Regions from separate parts of the Homo sapiens genome. Here region 2 is linked to region 1. The links are chromatin loops, found by intact Hi-C in ENCODE. Cell type or tissue: CD4-positive, alpha-beta T cell. All regions are shown on one strand. Region 1 overlaps DUSP16 (dual specificity phosphatase 16). Region 2 overlaps DUSP16 (dual specificity phosphatase 16).

The links. Peaks named below come from ENCODE experiments on the same cell type or tissue, not always from the same donor. Only the 100,000 strongest peaks of a DNase experiment are listed, where the experiment ranks them.
Region 2: it touches region 1 in a loop (2.5-fold over the local background); 2 of 110 quality-filtered maps call a loop at or near these places.

What each region holds. Positions count from the first base shown.
Region 1 is chr12:12,480,381-12,485,380 of GRCh38, reverse strand. The region is part of intron 5 of DUSP16 (dual specificity phosphatase 16); the gene reads left to right. Among named protein-coding and RNA genes, the nearest start is that of DUSP16, 80 kb to the left of the region's middle. In CD4-positive, alpha-beta T cell, no CTCF peak of the experiment used is centred here; DNase peaks (open chromatin) are centred at 2,940 and 3,550; H3K4me3 peaks cover 1,697 bases; H3K27ac peaks cover 3,198 bases.
Region 2 is chr12:12,540,060-12,545,059 of GRCh38, reverse strand. The region is part of intron 1 of DUSP16 (dual specificity phosphatase 16); the gene reads left to right. Among named protein-coding and RNA genes, the nearest start is that of DUSP16, 20 kb to the left of the region's middle. RefSeq lists a silencer at 4,030-4,079. In CD4-positive, alpha-beta T cell, no CTCF peak of the experiment used is centred here; no DNase peak of the experiment used is centred here.

The DNA.
Region 1 (5,000 bases):
TTCAATTAGGATTCATTCTGTGAAACATCTGAAGATAAATGACTTAGTTCATATTAAAGTAATCACAAACAAATGGCCAGGTAGCTCACGCCTGTAATCCCAGCACTTTGGGAGGCCGAGGCTGGCAGATCACCTGAGGTCAGGAGTTCGAGACCAGCCTGGCCAACATATAGTGAAACCCCACCTCTACTAAAAATACAAAAATTAGCTGGGCGTAGTGGCACATGCCTGTAGTCCCAGCTACTTGGGAAGCTGAGGCAGGAGAATTGCTTGAATCCAGGAGGCGGAGGTTGCAGTGAGCCAAGATCGCGCCACTGCACTCCAGCCTGGGTAACAGAGTGAAACTCTATCTCAAAAAAAAAAAAAAAAATCACAAACAAACCCCCACAAGTTAACACACACCCTCCCATTGTACTTCTAAAAAACATTCAGCAAATCATTGTTTTTGTCTCTTTAAAAAATAACAATTGGCTGGGCATGGTGGCTTACGCCTGTAATCCCAGCACTTTGGGAGGCCGAGATGGGGGGATCACCTGAGGTTGCTGGAGTTTGCGATAGCCTGGCCAACACGTCTCTACTAAAAATATAAAAATTAGTCGGGCATGGTGGCGGGCACCTGTAATCCCAGCTACTTGGGAGGCTGAGGCAGGAGAATCTCTTGAACCTGGGATGTGGAGGTTGCAGTGAGCCGAGACCACGCCATTGCACTCCAGCCTTGGCAACAGAGTGAGACTTTGTCTCAAAAAAAATAAAAATAAAAAAAATAAATTACGGTTAATGTTCCCATTGCACGTCACTTCCAGAGACATTGGCTCTAATTTCAGCTAAAAATCAGATATCAAAATCTACCTAGAAGAGAACATGATTTTCTTAAGTCATGACAATGTGTGGGCTTTAGGAGACAAAGTTTAGTAGAAAAGAGAAGAGAATAGAGAATATGAATAACTTTGCTCCCAACTTATTTTTTCCTTTCATGGAAGATATTGGGGTCATCCTGCCACTTTCATTCATACAAAAGAACTTTAACTACTTTGCAACTTGGTTAAACACATACACACAAAATACATATTATAATTTATTTGTAATATCTGCAAATACTTATCAGTATTTCATTTGCTTGGTTCTATTAGAGCCATCATCCTTATCCCACCCAAGTAATTCAAGGCAAAATCTCCAGGCCACTTTTTGAATTCAGCCCATATTCACTACAATTGCTAAGTCTTCTCCTCTGTGGGGTTTTTTGTTGTTGTTCTTGCTTTTTATTTACTCAAGCAGAAGAAAGACACAAGAATGATAACCCACATACATACAGAGTAGTAGAATGGCAAGAGCTAATTATTCTCAAACACAAATTCTTAAAGATAAATGTAAAATTTTTTTTTAATTTTTAAATTTTTTTATTTTTATTTATTATTATACTTTAAGTTTTAGGGATCTGTGGGGTTTTAAGCCATGGTTAGTGATAGCATGTCATTTGAAGATGTACCCCCTTAATGACTTACAGGCTCATAGTGATTTTTTCTTTTTTGTTGTTGTTATTTAGATTAGATTTGGGTAAGTCTCCGGGTTGGTTGGAAGGACTCAGGTTTATGTGGAGTTTTGTCTTTTAGTTAATGTGCCAGTAACAGAGTTTGCCCGTTTGTGCTATGGGATACTCATGAGGTGCCCCCAAACCCAGCTGGCTACATATACAGCCTCTTGCTTCCTCTTCACTGTCTCCTGGGCTCTTCCTCCAGCTCTCCTCATGCCAAACTCGTGACTGCATGGACACAACATAGGGAGGTGATTAGGACCATGTATTTTGGAGGCAAACTGTCTGTATTTGAGTCCTGCCTACCCTGGTTATTAGTGAAGTGGTTTGAGTAAGTTACTTCAAACTTCTGTGCACTTCAGTTTCTTGATCTGGAAACTGAAGGTAATATACCTACCTTACAGGGATATTGTGAGGATTAAAATAGATAATGTAAAATGAAAAAAAAAGAAAAAAAGTAAACCAAAAAGATAAAATAAAAATAAGTAAAATAGATAATGTCCATTGAACACCTTGTAAAGTACCTGACTCATAATTGGCTGTTAATAAGTATTTTAAAAATTGTTATCTGAAGTTCCTCCTTTTTTCTGTCCTTTGAGCTGGACTCTGTAACACCTCTTAGTATTACTTCCTTCTTTTTAGCTTTTGTAACTTCTCATCCTCACTGCATCTTTGCCCTTTTCATTTGCAGTTCTCTCTCCCCTTTCTTAACCTAGATTTTAGCCTTAATTGCGGTAATGGCCACCTGCTTGTTTCCAGTTTTCATCATCATTGCCTTCTCGTTCTTTATTCAGAAACCTGAAGAGGCTTCTTAGTTTTCTGCGTTAAAAAGGTAGCCTTGGCCAGGTGCAGCGTGTGTAATCAATCACAGCACTTTGGGAAGCGGAGGCGGGAGGATTGCTTGAGGCCAGGAGTTTGACACCAGCCTAGTCAACATAGCAAGATCCTGTCTCTACAAAAAATTTTCAAAAATTAGCCAGGCATGGTGGTGTGCACCTGTAGTCCTAGCTGGGAGGCTGAGGCAGGAGGATCGCTTGAGCCTAGGAGCTCACAGTTACAGTGAGCTATGTTTGCACTATGGCACTCCAGCCTGGATGAACAGAGTGAGACCCTGTCTGAAAAAACAAATGTAGCCCTTAGCCTAACATTCCCACCACCCTCAAACACCTGCTTCCCACCTTTGAAACCTTCTCAAACCTTCTCTCTGGTTTCTTCTCCAAGGCAGGCTGTTTTCGAATGAGCACTTTGCTCAGTCCCACTGCAGGGCTTTCTCGCACACATTTCCCTTCTCCTCTCTGCCAGTTGTGTGTGTTAAATTAATTCCTTTGCTTGAAGACACAGTTTAGGGCTCATGTCTCCCAAGATGCATGCTGGTGAACCTCAACTCCAGTATAGTCACTTGTTTTTTTCATTTTTAAAAGACGTCATCAAAAGAGTTGTGGTTATAAAAACAGTTGTAAGCACATTGCAGAAAATTTGAAAAACAGAGAAAAGGAAACCTATAACCTCAACATCGTAACGCATGTTACTGTCATTGTTTTATTTCCTTCCAGCCTTCTTCTTTTTTTATTAAAATCTCTTTTGAAAATATGTATCAGCCAGTATCAGCTGGATGCCTACCATGTGCCTAGCGTTAAGTCTTTTGGGGGATTGTTAGAAGCAAGCAAGATCCTTCTAGGTCCTTATAATCTAGGTTTTGAGATAGATAATTATTAAAATTAATGAGAGAGTATTGTCAACATTAAAAAACAAAAACCCAGACTCCTTCCAGTAAGGATTTGAAGCAGTTTTCAATAATAGGTTAGAACCAAAAGATACACATATTCTCACACATACACATTATAATGGTATAAAGGAGCAATAATCAAGTAATAGGGGCTAGGAAATGTACAGTAACTGACAAAAAGTCTGAATTGCTACTTCTTATTGAAATTGAGTAGAAACCTTAGCTTTGAGCTTCTTAGCAGTAGGGCAGAAAGGGAAGGAAACACTGAGAGTAACGTGGGGTAAATGATAGCTGAGAAGGAAGGGGATGCTGGAGGCACAGGAAGGCATGAGACTGTGTACACGAGTTTATATGTTCTTACTTGTATAGCATGCAATTCTTTGTTTGAGTGTTGCTTGGTATTCATTTGTTAGTGTTTTATTGTGTTTGGTTTCCTGATCTAGAAGGGAAGCTGCTTGCTGCTTAATTATTCATATGCTACCCAAAACCTGTATGTTGCTTTATATATGATGAATAATTATGTTATATATAATAATCATTACACTAGAAACTTATATTTATAGCATAGGCAGTGAGATTGAATAGCTTTGTATTATTCAGCTGCCAAAGTAAGATTCTTTGCGCATCTGTTAATCGCAAGAATTTTAACACAAGGTTCAGTAGACTTTTGGTAGTATCTACCAAGAATGAAAAGGGGAGAATTCAGCTTCATGACTGAGCACACATGTAATTATTTAGAATTGAGGCAGTCATGGAACTGGCCAGAATGTTAGTAGCTTCCAGGCTGTGTGGAATAACCTCGTCCCCTGCCACATGTACATATTGTTAAGCCCCTCAGCAGTGAGAGATGGCAGCACTGCTTGGATTTCCTTGGTTCTTTGGTTCTAACAAAGTGTCCGTGAGTCCTTCCATCATGTTGTGGGGAATTGAGATAATGCCATAAGACAATAACTCCTGGTATCAAGGAAGGGATAAAAGTTCTCTTGGATCTCATTAAAGTGACCTGCTAAACCTGATTCATAGCCTATACAAGGTTTTCTTCTAAAACTCAGTAAATAAAGTTGAGCCATTTTATGACATACAGAAAAGTTGCTTAAAATAGGGAGGCCAGGGGCAGTGGCTCACTCCTGTAATCCCAGCACTTTGGGAGGCTGAGGTGGACGGATCACTTGAGGCCAGGAGTTAGAGACCAGCCTGCCCAACATGGTGAAACCGCAACTCCACTAAAAATAGAAAAATTAGCCAGGCGTGGTGCTGCACACCTGTAATCCCAGCTACTCTGGAGGCTAAGGCAGGAGAATCACTTGAATCCGGGAGGCGGAGATTGCAATGAGCCGACATCGTGCACTCCAGCCTGGGCGACAGAGCAAGACTCTATCTCAAAATAGTAATAATGATTTTAAAAAATGTAATTATATTTCTTAGGTAATCAGGGAAAAATTTGAAGTGTCAGATAACAGGAATATATTAAATATTACCCATATCTTAGGGGAAAATACTAACATAAGTCAGGAAACCTGAGTTAGTAGTAGCTTGCTTATTAACGAATTGCTTATTAACAAACAGTTTTGGACCCCAGTTGTCCTGCATGTCAGTGGTGAGGGAATTATCTTCCCCTGCCTCCTCAAAAGAATATTGCGAGGATAAATATGATATACACAGATGAGATTTGCGTAGAGGTTTTCAGGTGGAAGACACTGAGTAAGTAAATGGAAACAAGATTTCACTGCTGAACAAAATAGT
Region 2 (5,000 bases), 60 kb before region 1:
AGAATAGTCAAGGTAATATTAAGGAAGAACAAAGTTGTAGGATTCACACTATTGAATATACAGTGTGGAATAAATGAATGGATAATGGAACAGAATAGAGCCCTGAATCAGACCCATATATGTAGATACTAATTTATGATTAAAATGGCACTTTACAGCAATGTGGAAAGAAAGATCTTTCGATAAATGATCCTACGTCAATTGCCTATCTGTATGAAAAGAAAAAGAAAACTAATTTTGGTCCTTGCTTGCCATCACTTACAAAAATAAATTATAGGCTAATTGTAGATCTCAATGCGAAAGGTTAAAAAAAACTAAAGCTTCTAGCAGTGTTCAGCCATATTCGTCATCAAAAAATGCTGAATGAAACCACAGTGAATTACCACTACACACTGATCAGAGTAGCTAAAATTGAGAAACAAACAAAAACTTGAAAATACCAGTATCAGCATGGGTGTAGAGCAACTAGAACCCTCATGTATGGATTCTGGAATTGTAAATTGGAATAACTGTGGAAAACTGGTTGTATCTATTATACTAAAGTGTTACATACTTATGCGTTTAACCTAGCAAACCCACTCCTAGGTGTATACCCAACAGAAATGTGTACTTATGCTCACCAAAAGACATGTACAAGAATGTTCATAGCAGCACAATTCATAATAACTCCAAGCTGGAAACAACCCACATGTCCATCAGTGGAAGAATAGATAAATACATTGTTGTATATTCAATGAGATACTAGGTAGAAGTGAACATGAAAAAACTCTTGCTACTTACAACAACATAGATATGAACATAATTTTGTACAAAACAGTTCAGACACAAAAGAGCTCAAAAACAGGCAAAACTCAGCCATGGTATAAGAAGTCAGGTTCGTGGTTACCTTTGGGGAGAGAGATTAGTAGTAGGAAGACATATGAAGCCAACTTCTGGAGTACAGGTGGGTTTCTATTTCTTGATCAGGATGGTGATTACATGAGTGTGTTAACCTTATAAAAATTCTTTGAGCTGTACATTCATGATTTGTGTATGCTTATTGGCATATATGTTATACTTGAGTTTTTACGAAATTTATTTTTAAATGCTTTGAGTTAACCACAGGAGTAAGTGGCATACAAGATTGTATTAGTTTCCTTTTTCATTAGTAAAGCTTGTATTATCAATGCTGTAAGGGAGAAAATTATTTGTATTACAAATACAAATAACTGGCCTCATAAATAAATAGAACAGGCTTAGCTTCTTTCTTAACCAAATCCAAACATTCCTAGGCTTCTTGAGTTTTTTATTGGTTTTGTTTCTAGGGATAAACCAATTCTTTTTTTCTCTTCACAAAAGAATATATTTCTGGAAGTCATTCTATATCAGATAGACATCTTTCTTTTTACATGTCCATATGGTATACTACATTGATATAATAATATATTTAGCCAATTTATCACTCATTAACTTTGAAGTTGTTTCTTTTTACAGTTATAAACATGTTACAGGGAAAAGTATTTCACATAATATACTTGGGCAGGTATTTATATAAGACAAATTATTGGAAGTAGAATTTCTAGATCTCAGATTATGTGTATTCTATTTACTTTTTTATCTTTTTGTTTGAAAATAATTTTAAATTTACAGAAAAAAATAAAAGAACAGCATCTACTATTACCAGTTTGCCCCCTTTGCTTTATTACTTGCTCTCTCTTCATATTTATATATGATACATTTTTCTGAACCATAAGTTGTACACATGGCCCACTATCCTCAAGCACATCAGCAGGTCTCCGAAGAACAAGGACAGTTTCCTACCCACAGTACAGTTGTCAACCCCAGTAAACCTGACATTGATTTAATACTTCTAACTAGCCCACACGTGTATTTCAGTCCTGTAAGTTGACACAACGACATTCTTCATAGCATTGTACTGTCTAGTACAGTCTTAGTTTGCTTGGGTTGCTATAACAACCTTAGACTGGGTAGCTTATAAATAACAAATTGACTTCTTATAGTTCTGAAGGCTAAAAGTCTGAGATCAGAGTGCCAGCATGATCTGGTTCTGGTGAGGGCCCTCTTCTGGGTTGCAGAGTACCAATTTCTCATCGTATACCCAAGAAAGAGAGCTCTCTGGGGGTCCTTTTTATATAGCATGAATCCCATTCATGAGGGCTCCACCTCATGACCTAATTACCCTCTAAAGGCCCCAGTTTCAGATACTATCACAATGGACTTAGGGTTTTAATTTAAGAATTTAGTGGGGACACAAATATTTGGTCTTGCATACAGGGTCCAATTGAGGATCGTGTTCTACATTTACTTGTGTCTTTAGTTTCTTTACATCTGGAGTCATGCCTTGGCCTGCCTGCCCTTTTTAAAAATGACAGTTTATTGAGATACAATTAATATACCACCAAATTTACCATTTAAAAAAAGTTGAGATATAATTTCAGTCGTAAAATTCGTCTTTGAAGGTGTGCAATGCAGTGGTTTTTGGTATATTCACAGTTGTGTAGTAATCACTACTATCTAATTCTAGGACATTTTCATCACCCCCAAAACAAACTCTGCACATTAGGTCATACACCATTTCCCACTCCTCCCAGCCCCTGGCAACTGCTGATTTACTTCCTGTCCCTATGCATTTGCCCTTTCTGGGTATTTCTTTTTTTTTTTTTTTTTTTTTCTCTTTTCTTTTTTTGAGATGAAGTTTCGCTCTTGTTGCCCAGGCTGGAGTGCAATGGCGTGATCTCGGCTCACCACAACCTCCACCTCCCAGGTTCAAGGGATTCTCCTGCCTCAGCCTCCTGAGTAGCTGGGATTACAGGCATGTGCCACCACGCCCGGGTAATTTTGTATTTGTAGTAGAGACGGGATTTCTCCATGGTCAGGCTAGTACCTAACTCCCAACCTGAGGTGATCCGCCCACCTCGGCCTCTGAAAGTGCTGGGATTACAGGTGTGAGCCACGGCACCCAGCCTTTCTGGGTATTTCATATAAATGGATTCATATAATATGTGGTCTTTGGTATCTAGTTTCTTTCCCTTAGCATAACGTTTTTGGGGTTCTCCCATATTGTAGCTGGTATCAGTATTAATTCCTTTTCATGGCTAAATAATATTCCATAGTAGGGATATACTGCATTTTGTTTATCTATTCATCAGTTGATTAATTTTTTTGGCTGTTTATAAATCTGCTGTGAACATTTTTATACAAGTTTTTGTGGGTCCATTTCCTTTCTTAAATTATTTTAGATTTGGGGTATATGTGCAGGTTTGTTACATGTGCATACATTTTCAGTGCTCTTGTATTTACATTTTAATCTGGATGTTATATCTCACTTTACAGAATTTTTTTCACAGTTATTTCTCTCTAGGGTTTGTGGTGGAACACATGTAGACAGAGAAATAGTTGTTAGGAAGACATAGACCTGGTAGTTTGTCACTCTGAAGTGGGCTGTCAGCTGAAAAGCTTGAAGACCATGGGTCTAGACAGACAGCTCATTCCAACTACAACTATCATAGATTGACCAACTCCTGAGAATTTATGCCATTTACCTACCTTACTGGGCCTTCCAATAAGATAGACTAATTTTAATAAGAGTTTCTTATTTTCCCTCCTTAACGCTTTGTGGGAGATACTGTTGGGTGGAAATAATGTCAGTGTAACCTTGTCAAGGCCTGTACCTCTTTTATTCTTCATGTTTGTATTTGTGTGGGGCAGGGGACTGTGTGTACCTGGGGTTGAAGGGAAGATGAATTGTCTTCCCCTCTGCCTTTCCCTCTAAAATCAGTGCCACAGTGAGAATCAGCAAGTGGCCAGGTGCGGTGGCTCACGCCCATAATCCCAGGACTTTGGGAGACTGAGGTGAGTCAATTGCTTGAGTCCAGGAGTTTGAGACCAGTCTGGGCAACATGGTGAAACTCCAGCTCTACTAAAAATAGAGAAATTAGCCAGGCGTGATGGTGTGCACATGTAGTCCCAGTTACTCGGGAGGCTGAGCTGGGGGGATCACCTGAGCCTGGGAGGTTGAGGCTGCAGTGAGCCATGATCAGCACCACTGCACTCCAGCCTGGGCAATCAGAGTGAGACTCCTGGCTCAAAAAAAAAAAAAAAAAAAAAAAAGAAAAGAAAAGAAAAGAAAAAAAAGCAACTGTCTGCCTCCTGAAGAAAGATGAATCTGTGCTAAGTGGCCTCCTGGCAGGAAGCAACCAGCCTTTAGGGACCAGCTGACAGGAAGTTGCCTCCAGAATTAGTAGAAGTTTGCTGGCTGGTGGTGTCGCCGCTCCCTCCAAACCTCTTGACCAGGGGTTATTTGTGAATACAAAGAGATTGTGTAGCACCCTAAGGAGTTGGGGTAGGAGAGCGTCCAGAATAAATACATAGGTGGGATTGACCACCTCCTCACCTCCTCCTGTTGACTTCTAGATGTCACCACTTGAAATTTTTCTCTCCCACTCTTGCTATGTGATCTCACGGAGCCTTATAGATATCTTATGAAATTGCTTTAAAATTGTATCCTCCAAAGATTCCTTGAGCAAAAAGCCTTGCACAGTATAGATGTTCAAAAACTGTTGTGTAAGTGAAGGAAGCACAAGTTAGACCCACTGTACAAGGGAAATAGCTGAATGAGCATTTTCTAACCTAGTGTTCCTTGTATTGGATGTTAATATGTTACGAAAACTCCTGACTCTGGTTAAATACCATCTTTAAAAATTTTTTTAATTTATATTTTTATATATTTTAAGACAGGGTCTCACTCTGTGGCCCAGGCTGGAGTGCAGTGGCAATCATAGCTCACTGCAACCTCTATCTCCCGGGCTCAAGCTCCCCAGTAGCCTTGCAGCAACCTCCATCTCCCAGGCTTAGCCTCACTAGTAGCTGGGACTACGGGCCCCTGTCAGCACACCTGGCTGATGTTTTTTTTTAGTTTTTTTTTTTTTTAAAGTAGAGTCGGGGTCTCAGTATGTTGCCTAGGCTAGTCTCAAACTCCTGGTCTCATTTTCTTTTTTCTT